2 separate regions of the Homo sapiens genome follow, and region 1 is linked to region 2. The links are chromatin loops, found by intact Hi-C in ENCODE. Cell type or tissue: heart left ventricle. All regions are shown on one strand. Each heading gives the region's core, and the rest is flanking DNA. Links, peaks and the distances in the headings are about the cores only. Region 1 has its middle 12 kb from the start of IL2RA. Region 2 holds the start of LOC124902368 (a long non-coding RNA gene).

Region 1 (5,381 bases), core at 294-5,293, 60 kb before region 2:
GGTGCCCAACCAGGCCCCCAACGAAGGACATAGCCAGCTGCTGGGAGCTAACAGCAGATAGACTTTAGCCAGAGTTGTATTCTGGTTGGCCTCAGCTGTAGAGAACTACCTCACCCACTTGGATACCCTTCTTCACAGGATCCAAAATGACAGATAGTGGTGGGAGCAGACAGGGTCGGCCATGCCGGCGCACCCCAGGATGACTGACCCGCCAGGTGCTCTGCAGCTCCCATGGCTGGCAAAGGTTGTGTGGCAGTTTGGCTTCTCCCGCTGCCCAGTCCTGTTTCTTCCTTCCCCGTCTTTTCACAGAGGTTGATCCCAATCAGTATCCTGCAATCCCAAATCCATCTCCTTGTCTGCCTTCTGAGTGTCTAGACAGCACTGATGACTATGTATGCAACATGCTCCTACACACTTAGAAAACTCTCTGGACAAATGCACACCAAAAAACTGGTTCGTCTCGGGGGAGGGTAAGTGGGTAGCTTGGGACAGGGAGTAGAGGGGAATGTACTTTTTATCGTTTTCCCCTTTTGGATCATATAAATTTTTGTACAATAAACATGTATTTCACTCAAAAACAAAAATTTTAAAAGTCCAAAGAAAAGAAGGTCTAAATTATTAGTATAAGTTATTGTTTGATCTTGGTATAATGAGTGGGATAGAAGTTAAAAAAGAAGAAATGTTCAAAATGGAAAACAGCAGGAGAGAAAGAGAAAAAGTAGAGATAAAAAGAAGAGGAAAAGTAACAGCAAAGCAGAGAAAAAACATTTTATGTGGTGGTTTGGAACGTTTGGGTAGTGTGAAAAGCTTGCCCTTGGTGTCTTCCAATTTCCCCTCTCAGACCTGCTCCCTATCCTAACAAGCACCACCTCTATCCCCCACAACCTTCCACCATGTTATCTCTTGCTGTCCCTTGGAAGCTCCAAGCACAGATCTCTTTGTTGTTGTTGTTATTGTTTGAGATAGAGTCTTGCACTGTTGCCCAGGCTGGAGTGCACTGGCACAATTTCGGCTCACTGCAAACTCCACCTCCCGGGTTCAAGTGATTCTCCTGCCTCAGCCTCCCTAGTAGCTGGAATTACAGATGCATACCACCACACCCAACTAATATTTTGGATTTTTCATAGAGACAGGGCTTCATTATGTTGGCCAGGCTGGTCTCGAACTCCTGACCTCAGGTGATCTGCCTGCCACAGCCTCCCAAAGTGCTGGGATTACAGGCGTGAGCCACTGAACCCAGCCAGATTTCTTTTTTTTCTTCTTTATTCTTCTAGTGTCCAGACTTTGATTATAATTAATCAATTAATTCATCGAGCAACTATTTATTAAATATTCAGGGTATATTTACAAGGGAAGAATTGTGGTATATATTCCAAAACACAATCATGTTGAGGTGTGCATGAATAACATGACCCTGATTAAGCGTTAGCCAAGACGTTTGATTTAAACATTTAAAAAGAAAACTCCAAAGATATAAGTGTTGGAAATACTTAGAAACTAATAGTGAGCTCACCTCTGTGCTGTCCTGGTGCACAGGTGGTGTGTCTTTACATTGCTCCTGGTGCTACAAAAACAGTTAGACGGCTATTGTCATTTTAAGACCATGTGTACAGATTCCAGCTGTCCAGGATTTCAACATCCCAGGTAGTCACCTATTCACACCTGAGTGTATGCAACTAAGCTGTGCGCTGAATACTTTGTGCAAAAACGCCCAAAGGGGACTGTGGGGTGGAGGGGACTGGGGGGTGGAGGGGACTGCGGGGTGGAGGAGACTGTGGGGTGGAGGAGACTGGGGGGTGGAGGGGACTGCGGGGTGGAGGAGACTGTGGGGTGGAGGGGACTGTGGGGTGGAGGGGACTGTGGGGTGGATGACTCCCAAGTGCACCAGGCAGGTGACTGGTGAATATGCTACAGTGCTCGGAAATATACCAACATACCCCCCACACATATTTATTTTCAGGAAGGGCTAACTGTTGCAATTTCACCCCCCTTTCTCCCAGAAGAATAGATCGTACACCGCTCGGTTGAAATGAAGTAGTTTCATCAGTTCTAACAAATGCGCCACGCTGGTAGGGGTGTTGATAGTTGGGGCGCTGTGCGGGTGTGAGGGCAGGAGGCACAGGGGAACTCTCTCTCCCTTCCACTCGAGTTTGCTGTGCGTCTAAAACTGCTCTAAAAACAAAGTCTATTTGAAAAGAAACCTCGCAGTTGCAGTCCCCACAACTGCCTCCCGCTGCTGCCCCATACCCTCTGCTCCACTTTGGAGCACAGCCTCTCAGATGAGCTGTTGGTCCAGCACCTCTACAGCATCTCCATGCAGGTGCCGATTGCCACGGCCGGAGCAGAGCTCTCAGCTCCTCATAATCCTAACCAGCTCCCTATCTTAGTAACTTATCTTAGTAACTGGCAACATCTTTCACTGAGTACGCAAGCCAGAAATCTGAGTCACGTTGATTCTTCTCTTTTCCTCCCACTCAACCCTGCTGCATCCAATCAATCAAGTTCTGTGGGTTCCACTTTTAAAGTAGATTCCCTAAGTGGTCACTGCTTACCGTCTCCACTGCTATGGCCTCAGACCTCACCACCGCCTCTTCGGCTGACAAATGCAATGACCCCATCACTTCTCCTCTGCTCCCAACCTTCCCATAGTTTCCCATCAACTCAGAATACAATCCCAAACTCCTCACCTGGCCTACAAGTCCTTCACTGACGCAGCCCCTACCTACTTTTTCCACCTGCATCTCTGACCTGGGCCCCTGGCTCATGCAGTCACGCCAGCCTGCTTGCTGTTCCTGGGACATCGAGTCTTTCCTCCTCAGCGACGCTCTTCCCCCAAACAGAGACATGGTTTGTTCCATCACTGTATCCCGGCTCCATCCAATGGCTTTCCTCAACTTCGTCACCTGAATGAGCATCCTCTCCACCCCATCCCTGGCATGATTGACTTACCTGCATTGTTCTTCTCTGTGAGACTCACCATCCAGAGCATTACACCATATTTTCATCTGATTATTTGCTTCTTGTCTGTTCACCTCCTCAGAACTTGAGCAGCATTATAATAGCATGGATTTGGTCTGTCTTATTCTCAATATGATACAAGTACTTATGTACCTGGCACATAGTAGGTACTCAATAAATAGTAGTGGCAACAGAGCACCAAAAATGAGCTCGGCAGAAAATGAAGAATTCCATTATTTGTCTTAAAAAGGCAGACAAGCTAGGCACAGTTGCTCACGCCTGTAATCCCAACACTTTGGGAGGCTGAGATGGTTCAATCCCTTGATCCCAGGAGTTTGAGAGTGGCCTGGGCAGCATGATGAAACCCTGTCTCTACAAAAAATACAAAAATTAGCCAGGCAAGGTGGCACGAGCCTGTAATCCCAGCTACTCGGGAGGCTGACTGGGAGGATCACCTGAGCCCGGGAGTTAGAGGCTGCATTGAGATCATGCCACTGCACTCCAGCCTGGGCAACAGAGCAAGATCCTGCTGTCTCAAAAAAAAAAAAAAAAAAAAGGCAAATAAGTTACTAACATGGGGAAATATGGGTCATAAAGGAGAGAGCTGGCTTTTTCAGAAAAAGACAGTTATTAGGTATCCAACAACAGATAAATGGATAAAGAAAATTTGGTATATATACACAATGGAATACTGTTCAGCCATAAAAAAGAATGAAATCCTGTAATTCTCAGCAATATGGATGGAACTGGAGGAATTATAAAAAATGAAATAAGCCAGGAACAGAAAGTTAAACACTGCATGTTCTCAGTCACATGTGGAAGCTAAAAAGTGTCAGTCTCACAGAAGTAGAAAGTAGAAGGAGGATACTTGAGGGTGGGAAGGGAGATGGGAAGGGAGTGATAGGGACAGATTTATTAAAGGATACAAAATTACAGCTAGACAGGAAGAATAAGTTCTAGTGTTCTGTACTACTATAAGATGACTACAGTTAATAATGTATTACATAGTTTCAAATAGCTAGAAGGAGGTGGGGCGGTGGCTCACACTTGTAATCCCAGCACTTTGGGAGGCCGACGAGGGTAGATCACCTGAGGTCAGGGGTTTGAGACCAGCCTGGCCAACATGGTAAAACCCTGAGTCTACTAAAAATACAAAAAATTAGCCGGGTGTGGTGGCGGGCACCTGTAATCCCAGCTACTTGGGAGGCTGAGACGGGAGAATTGCTTGAACCCGGGAGGCAGAAGTTGCAGTGAGCTGAGATTGCACTGTTGCACTCCAGCCTGGGTGACAGAACGAGACTCCATCTCAAAACAAAAACAAAAACAAAAACAAAACCCAAAATAGCTAGAAGGAGGATATTGAATATTCCCAACACAAAGAAATGATGGATGTTTGAGATGATGGATGTGCGAATTATGCTGATCTGATCACTGCACGTCATATGTATCGAAACATCACTATGTACGCATGAATATGTACAGTTATTATTTGTCAGTTTTAAAGTAAAATTTTTAAAAAGAAAGAGAAAGAGAAAGAAAAAGACAAGTGAGAGAACTAGAAATTCATCCCACACCCACCAGGGATGAAATTAGCCTAATCTCAACAGAGTTCAGTCTCTTCATCTAACAGACAAGGAACAGAATCTTTCATCGCATGTTGGGGAGGGGAAGAATGAGGTTACTCAAACAAAAAGTTTCGAACTTCTCAGAAAAAAAATGAATTTCGTCAATTCGAGATACTGTTAATACCCCATCTGGCCATGATTGACGAAACAGACCTTTGGATTCCGTGAAACGAACCCCTTGCTAATGTCGCTTCTGGGTTCTTCAGACCTTCTTGGCAGGTGGCTGGCTTCTCTGTTCTAACTTAACCCTCCAGATGTCACATGAAAAAAGTATGCTTGTTATGAAATAATCCTCTGGCTTCATTACCCAGGAAGTCCCTGCTTTGTTTTTGGTCTTTGTTTTTATTTTCTCAAGCTCTGACAGAAGTTTCTGGGGGAAACTGTGGGTCTTTATGGATGAGGGTGAAGTTGTTTAGAAACTAAAATAAACAAGATACTGTATTTTCTTCCTCACGCTCTCTTGCTCATGCACTCAGAAGACAAAGGTACCCCCTTCAGTTCCCAGAAGCTGGTCTGCTCTTTTTTGTTTGTTTTAATTGTAGAGACACGGTCTCGCTCTGTGCCTAGGCTGGAGTGCAGTGGCACAATCGGTAGCTCACTGCAGCCTCAACCTTCCAGGCTCAAGGATCCTGCCACCTCAGCCTGCTGAGTAGCCGGGACTACTGGCACGCACCAACACACCCAGCTAATTTTTAATTTTTTTCTAGAGAATCTGGTCTCACTATGTTGCCTAGGCTGGTCTCAAATTCCTGGTCCCAAGCAATCCTCCTGCCTTAGCTTCCCAAAGTGCTGGGATTA
Region 2 (5,320 bases), core at 1-5,000:
GGTTACCTGAGGTCAGGAGTTCAGGACCAGGCTGGACAACATGCTGAAACCCTGTTTCTACTAAAAAATACAAAAATAAGCCAGGCGTGGTGGTGGGTGCCTGTAATCCCAGCTACTTGCGAGGCTGAGACAGGAGAATCACTTGAACCCAGGAGGCGGAGGTTGCAGTGAGCCAAGATCGCGCCACTACACTCCAGCCTGGGCAACAAGAGTGAAACTCTGTCTCAAAAAAAAAAAAGAAAAAGGTAAAAGATATCAATGATTGGGCTCCAGTCAGAATGTCTGGGGTGAGCCCAAGACATCAGTACGTATTTTTAATTGAGATAAAATTCATCATTTAACCATCATAAAATGTACAGTTCAGTGGTGTCTTAGCCCATTTTGTGCTACTGTAACAGAATGCCTGAGACTGGGTAACTTATAAAGAACAGAGATTTATAAAGAACAGAGATTTATAACTTATAAAGAACAGAGATTTCTTACCATTCTGGAGGCTGGGAAGTCTGAGGTCGAGGGGCCCCCATGTATCAAGGGCGTTTGTGCTACGTCATCCTGTGGCAGAAGGCAGAAGGGCAAGAGAGTGAGAGACAGCAGGAGGGGCTGAACTCAGCTTTTATCACAAACCCACTCCTGCAATAACAACATTAATCCATTCATGAGGCAGAGCCCTCGCGACCTGATCACCTCTTCAAGATCTCACCTGTCAACATTGCTGGATTAGGGATTAAGTTTCCAACACCTGAGCTCTGGGGGATGTATTCAAACCACAGTAAGTGGTATTTAGTATGTTTGCAATGTTGTACAGCCATCCCCACTGATTCCAGAATACTTCCATCATTCCCAAGAGAAGCCCCACACTGCCAAGTTCCCCATTCTCCCCAGCCCCGGGAAACCACCACTCTATGTTCCGTCTCTATGGATTTGCCTATTCTGGACATTTCGTGTAAATGGAATCACGTGGCCTTTTATGTCTGGGATAGTCGTACGTTTTAAAGCCCCTCAGATGTATCTAATACATATGCATCCAGGTTTGACAACCCTACACCCGGCCATTGGTTTTCAAACTTGAACTAGCACCAGAATCATCTGTAGGAACATAAAGAAACGATAAATGTTTGAGATGATGGATATGCTAAATACCATGATCTGATCACTGTACCTTGTAGGTATCAAAGCATCCCTACATACCTCATAAATATATATAACTATTATGTGTCAACTTAAAAACATTTGTTGAAAGAATCATCTGGAGGCCTTGTTAAAGCACAGATTGCTGGGTCCCACCTGTGGAGTTTCTGACGCAGTCGTCTTGCTTAGGTCCAGGAATCTGTATTTCTATCAGGTTCCCAGGTGATACTGACGCTGCCGTTCCAGGGAGCAGACTCTGAGGATCACCGCACTAGGCTAACAGCATTAAGAATCAGGGAAGCTGGCCAGACTCACGCTTGTAATCCCAGCACTTTGGGAGGCCGAGGCAGGCGGATTACTTGAGGTCAGGAGTTTGAGACCAGCCTGGCCAACATGGAGAAACCCTGTCTCTTCTAAAAATACAAAAATTAGCTGGCTGTCATGGTGCGCACCTATAATCTTAGCTACTCGGGAGGCTGATGCAGGAGAATCGCTTGAACCCAGGAGGCAGAGGCTGCAGTGAGCTGAGATCGTACCACTGCACTCCACCCTGGGTGACACAGCAAGACTCTGTTTAAAAAAAAAAAGAAAGAAAGAAAAAAGAAAAGAAAGAAAAAGAAAAAGTAAACTCTAGAAACTCCCTCTGTCTCTCTCTTGATTATCCAGGGCCTCCCTGACCCCTGCCAGCATCCACTCTGGCCAACCCTGATACAAACTCCACAGTAAGACCCTGAGAAAATACAGATCCACTCCCCCAAAACCAAAGCCCTTAGCCCAGCCAGAGAGAAAAATAAAATATCTCTTCCCTTCTTATATGGGTCATCAGGTCCATAACATACTCCTAATTTTCCTCATGGGAATTAAAAAGTATAAATTACTGCAGTGCAAATGATAAGCCCCCTAGGGTTATTGTAGCAGGAATGATTCATATACCCGGCAGTCTACCAGTTTCTCTAAGGGGTTAGCTGACTCCTAAGGTGTCATTTTAGGCTTCCAGGAGGGGAAGGATGTGACGTGGCTGACATGTTGTACGTGTACTCAGTACTTGCATCCTCTCCTTCCTCAGGCTGAACACCTGACAAGCCTTAACACCTTGCAAGGATTTTTTTCATTTGTTAGTTTGAAGATCAAAAGCCTTCGGGCCCAGAGGACAAAGCTATTTGGAAGTAGGAATGGTTCAGTGTTTATGTTGTGAAACAAATAACTGTGTGAACCTATGTGAGTTCCCACAAGGTCTCCCAGAACTACAATCTTTGGGGAGACTCAAACATACATCTAGAAATGACCCCTCTAGTCAGTTTGTCCAAAAGCCTTCCTAGAATCTGATATCAACCCATGGTGCCCTCTTGTGGCAACAGAAATGCTGCATTTGAATTACCGAAAGATCACTGTAGCCCAGCCAGAGAGTTTTGGTTGGGGAAATATTTTTTGTTTGTTTCGGGCAATGACCAGGAGCCCGTGATGTGCTACAGAAGGCTCACAGTGGCTTGTGAGAGCCAGCGGTTAAATTTTCGGGACTTCTGCAAACTGGTTTTTAAGCATAGCCATTATGGAAAATTAAAGTATTTAGGCTGGGAGCAGTAGCTCCTGCCTGTAATTCCTGCACTTCGGGAGACTAAGGTGAGAGGCTCGCTTGAGACCAGCCTGGGCAACAAAGTGAGACCTTGTCTCTACAAAAACATTTTAAACTTAGCTAGGCGAGGTGGCACATACCTGTAGTCCCAGCTACTGGTAAGGGCGAGGTGGGAGAATCCCTTGAGTCCAGCAGTTCAAGATTGCAGTGAGCTGTGACCATGCCACTGCACTGCAGCCTGGGTGACAGATTGAGACGCTGTCTCAAAAAAAAAAAAAAAAATTAAAATATTTAAATTTACAATTTAATAAATTATATTAAAAACAAAGGCAAGAATTACTTACAACTGATCACTTCCTAATTATTTGCTACCTTTTACTGTTATCTTTGTTCGCTGGGTGGTTTACATCTATTGTGTCCGCATGGTGGAAATACCGTTTGACGGTGGCTACCGCGCATCTCTTCCCAACCGCGTGATCAGTGATGTCACATTGCCAGCTGGAAGCTGTGTGTGGAGGGAGGATTGACACCAGGGAAGACAGGCAACCGTCATCAGAGAGCTGCTTGTTAAACATCACCAGCACACCTCTGCTTGGAGTCTTGTGCTATGGGAACTCTGTGCAAAGTAGGGAGTAATTAGAAATTCCCATGAGCCAAATAAGAACTGGGAAAAGGCTAAGACCGTATTGTCCAATACAGTAGCCACTAGCCACCTGTGGATACTTAAGTGTATTTAAACTCAAATAAATTAAATACAATTAAAAATTCAGTTCCTCGGTTGCACTAGCCACATTTCAAGCGTTCCCTAGCCACAGGTGTCTGTGTTATCGGACAGCACAACTGCAAAAGATTTCCATCATCTCAGAAAGTTCTATAGCACAGTGCTGGCTAGAAACCAAGTGCTTTACTGCATGCACATCATTTAGCACAGTTAGTTGCTGTTTATTATTCCTGTTCCACAGCTATTGTCTGCCATATAAAAACTTAGGCCAGGCACAGTGGCTCACACCTGTAATCCCAGCACTTTGGAAGGCCGAGGCAGGCAGATCACAAGGTCAGGAGTTCGAGACCAGCCTGGCCAACATAGCAAAACCCCATCTCTACTAAAAATACAAAAATTAGCCAGGCATGGTGGCGTGTGCACTGGTTTAGAGTGAGGACCACATTTTTTTGGTGCCGTGTTACACATATGACCGTGACTTTGTTACACCACTACAGGAGGAAGAGTAGAAGAACAATCTAGAAAACCAAAAGAACAAGAATTTCTTGGTAAGAAGCCGGGAACAGACAACAGAAGTCATGAAGCCCAAGTGAAATCAAAGGTGCTAAATGGTCGCCCAGGAGACATCCGTTGTGCTTGCCTGCGTTTTGGAAGCTCTGAAGTCACATCACAGGACACGGGGCAGTGGCAACCTTGTCTCTATGCCAGCTCAGTCCCATCAGAGAGCGAGCGCTACCCACTTCTAAATAGCAATTTCGCCGTTGAAGAGGAAGGGCAAAACCACTAGAACTCTCCATCTTATTTTCATGTATATGTGTTCATTAAAGCATGAATGGTATGGAACTCTCTCCACCCTATATGTAGTATAAAGAAAAGTAGGTTTACATTCATCTCATTCCAACTTCCCAGTTCAGGAGTCCCAAGGAAAGCCCCAGCACTAACGTAAATACACAACACACACACTCTACCCTATACAACTGGACATTGTCTGCGTGGTTCCTTTCTCAGCCGCTTCTGACTGCTGATTCTCCCGTTCACGTTGCCTAATAAACATCCTTCAAGAACTCTGGGCTGCTACCCAGAAATCATTTTACCCTTGGCTCAATCCTCTAAGCTAACCCCCTTCTACTGAGCCTTCAGTCTTGAATTTCTAAAAAACAGAGGCCATGGCAGAATAATCTTTGGGTAACTTCAAAACGGGGCAGCCAAACCCATGAGGCAATGTCAGGAACAGAAGGATGAATGAGGTCCCAGGCAGAGAATCATACTTAGCAAAGTTTTACCTGTGCGTTACTAATTGGCCTCTTTAAGAGTTAGTTTCTTTGGGATTGCTATGAATGATACCCTGAATTTGGCCTGCACTAATTTGATGTTTACAGGTGGACACACAAGGTGCAAATCAATGCGTACGTTTCCTGAGAAGTGTCTAAAAACACCAAAAAGGGATCCGTACATTCAATGTTTATGCAAGGAAGGAAAGAAAGAAGGAAGTGAAGAGGGAGAAGGGATGGAGGTCACACTGGTAGAACGTAACCACGGAAAAGAGCGCATCAGGCCTGGCACGGTGGCTCAGGCCTATAACCCCAGCTCCCTAGGAGACCAAGGCGGGAGCATCTCTTGAGGCCAGGAGTTTGAGACCAGCCTGGGCAGCATAGCAAGACACATCCCTACAAAAAATTAGAAATTGGCTGGATGTGGTGGCATACGCCTGTAGTCCTAGCCACTCAGGAGGCTGAGGCAGGAGGATTGCTTGAGCCCAGGAGTTCGAGGCTGCAGTCAGTCATGATGGCACCACTGCACTCCAGCCTGGGCAACAGAGCAAGATCCTGTCTTTAAGGAAAAAAAGACAAGATGAGCATACCAGCAGTCCTTGAACATTATCAAAAAGTTCAGCATAT

What was found. Peaks named below come from ENCODE experiments on the same cell type or tissue, not always from the same donor. Only the 100,000 strongest peaks of a DNase experiment are listed, where the experiment ranks them.
Region 1: a loop joins it to region 2, with 2.3 times the contacts of the local background. A loop is called at or near these places in 64 of 110 quality-filtered maps.

The regions. Positions count from the first base shown.
Region 1 is chr10:6,072,080-6,077,460 of GRCh38, reverse strand. No RefSeq gene overlaps it. Among named protein-coding and RNA genes, the nearest start is that of IL2RA, 12 kb to the right of the region's middle. RefSeq lists an enhancer at 5,019-5,068. In heart left ventricle, for the core only: no CTCF peak of the experiment used is centred there; no DNase peak of the experiment used is centred there; H3K27ac peaks cover 641 bases.
Region 2 is chr10:6,011,496-6,016,815 of GRCh38, reverse strand. It overlaps IL2RA (interleukin 2 receptor subunit alpha), which reads left to right. Exons shown (of 8, transcript NM_000417.3): 8 at 3,920-5,320. The coding sequence ends at 3,944. LOC124902368 (a long non-coding RNA gene) reads right to left here and starts at 1,358. Exons shown (of 3, transcript XR_007062042.1): 1 at 1,285-1,358; 2 at 484-552. In heart left ventricle, for the core only: a CTCF peak has its summit at 2,483 (motif pointing left); no DNase peak of the experiment used is centred there.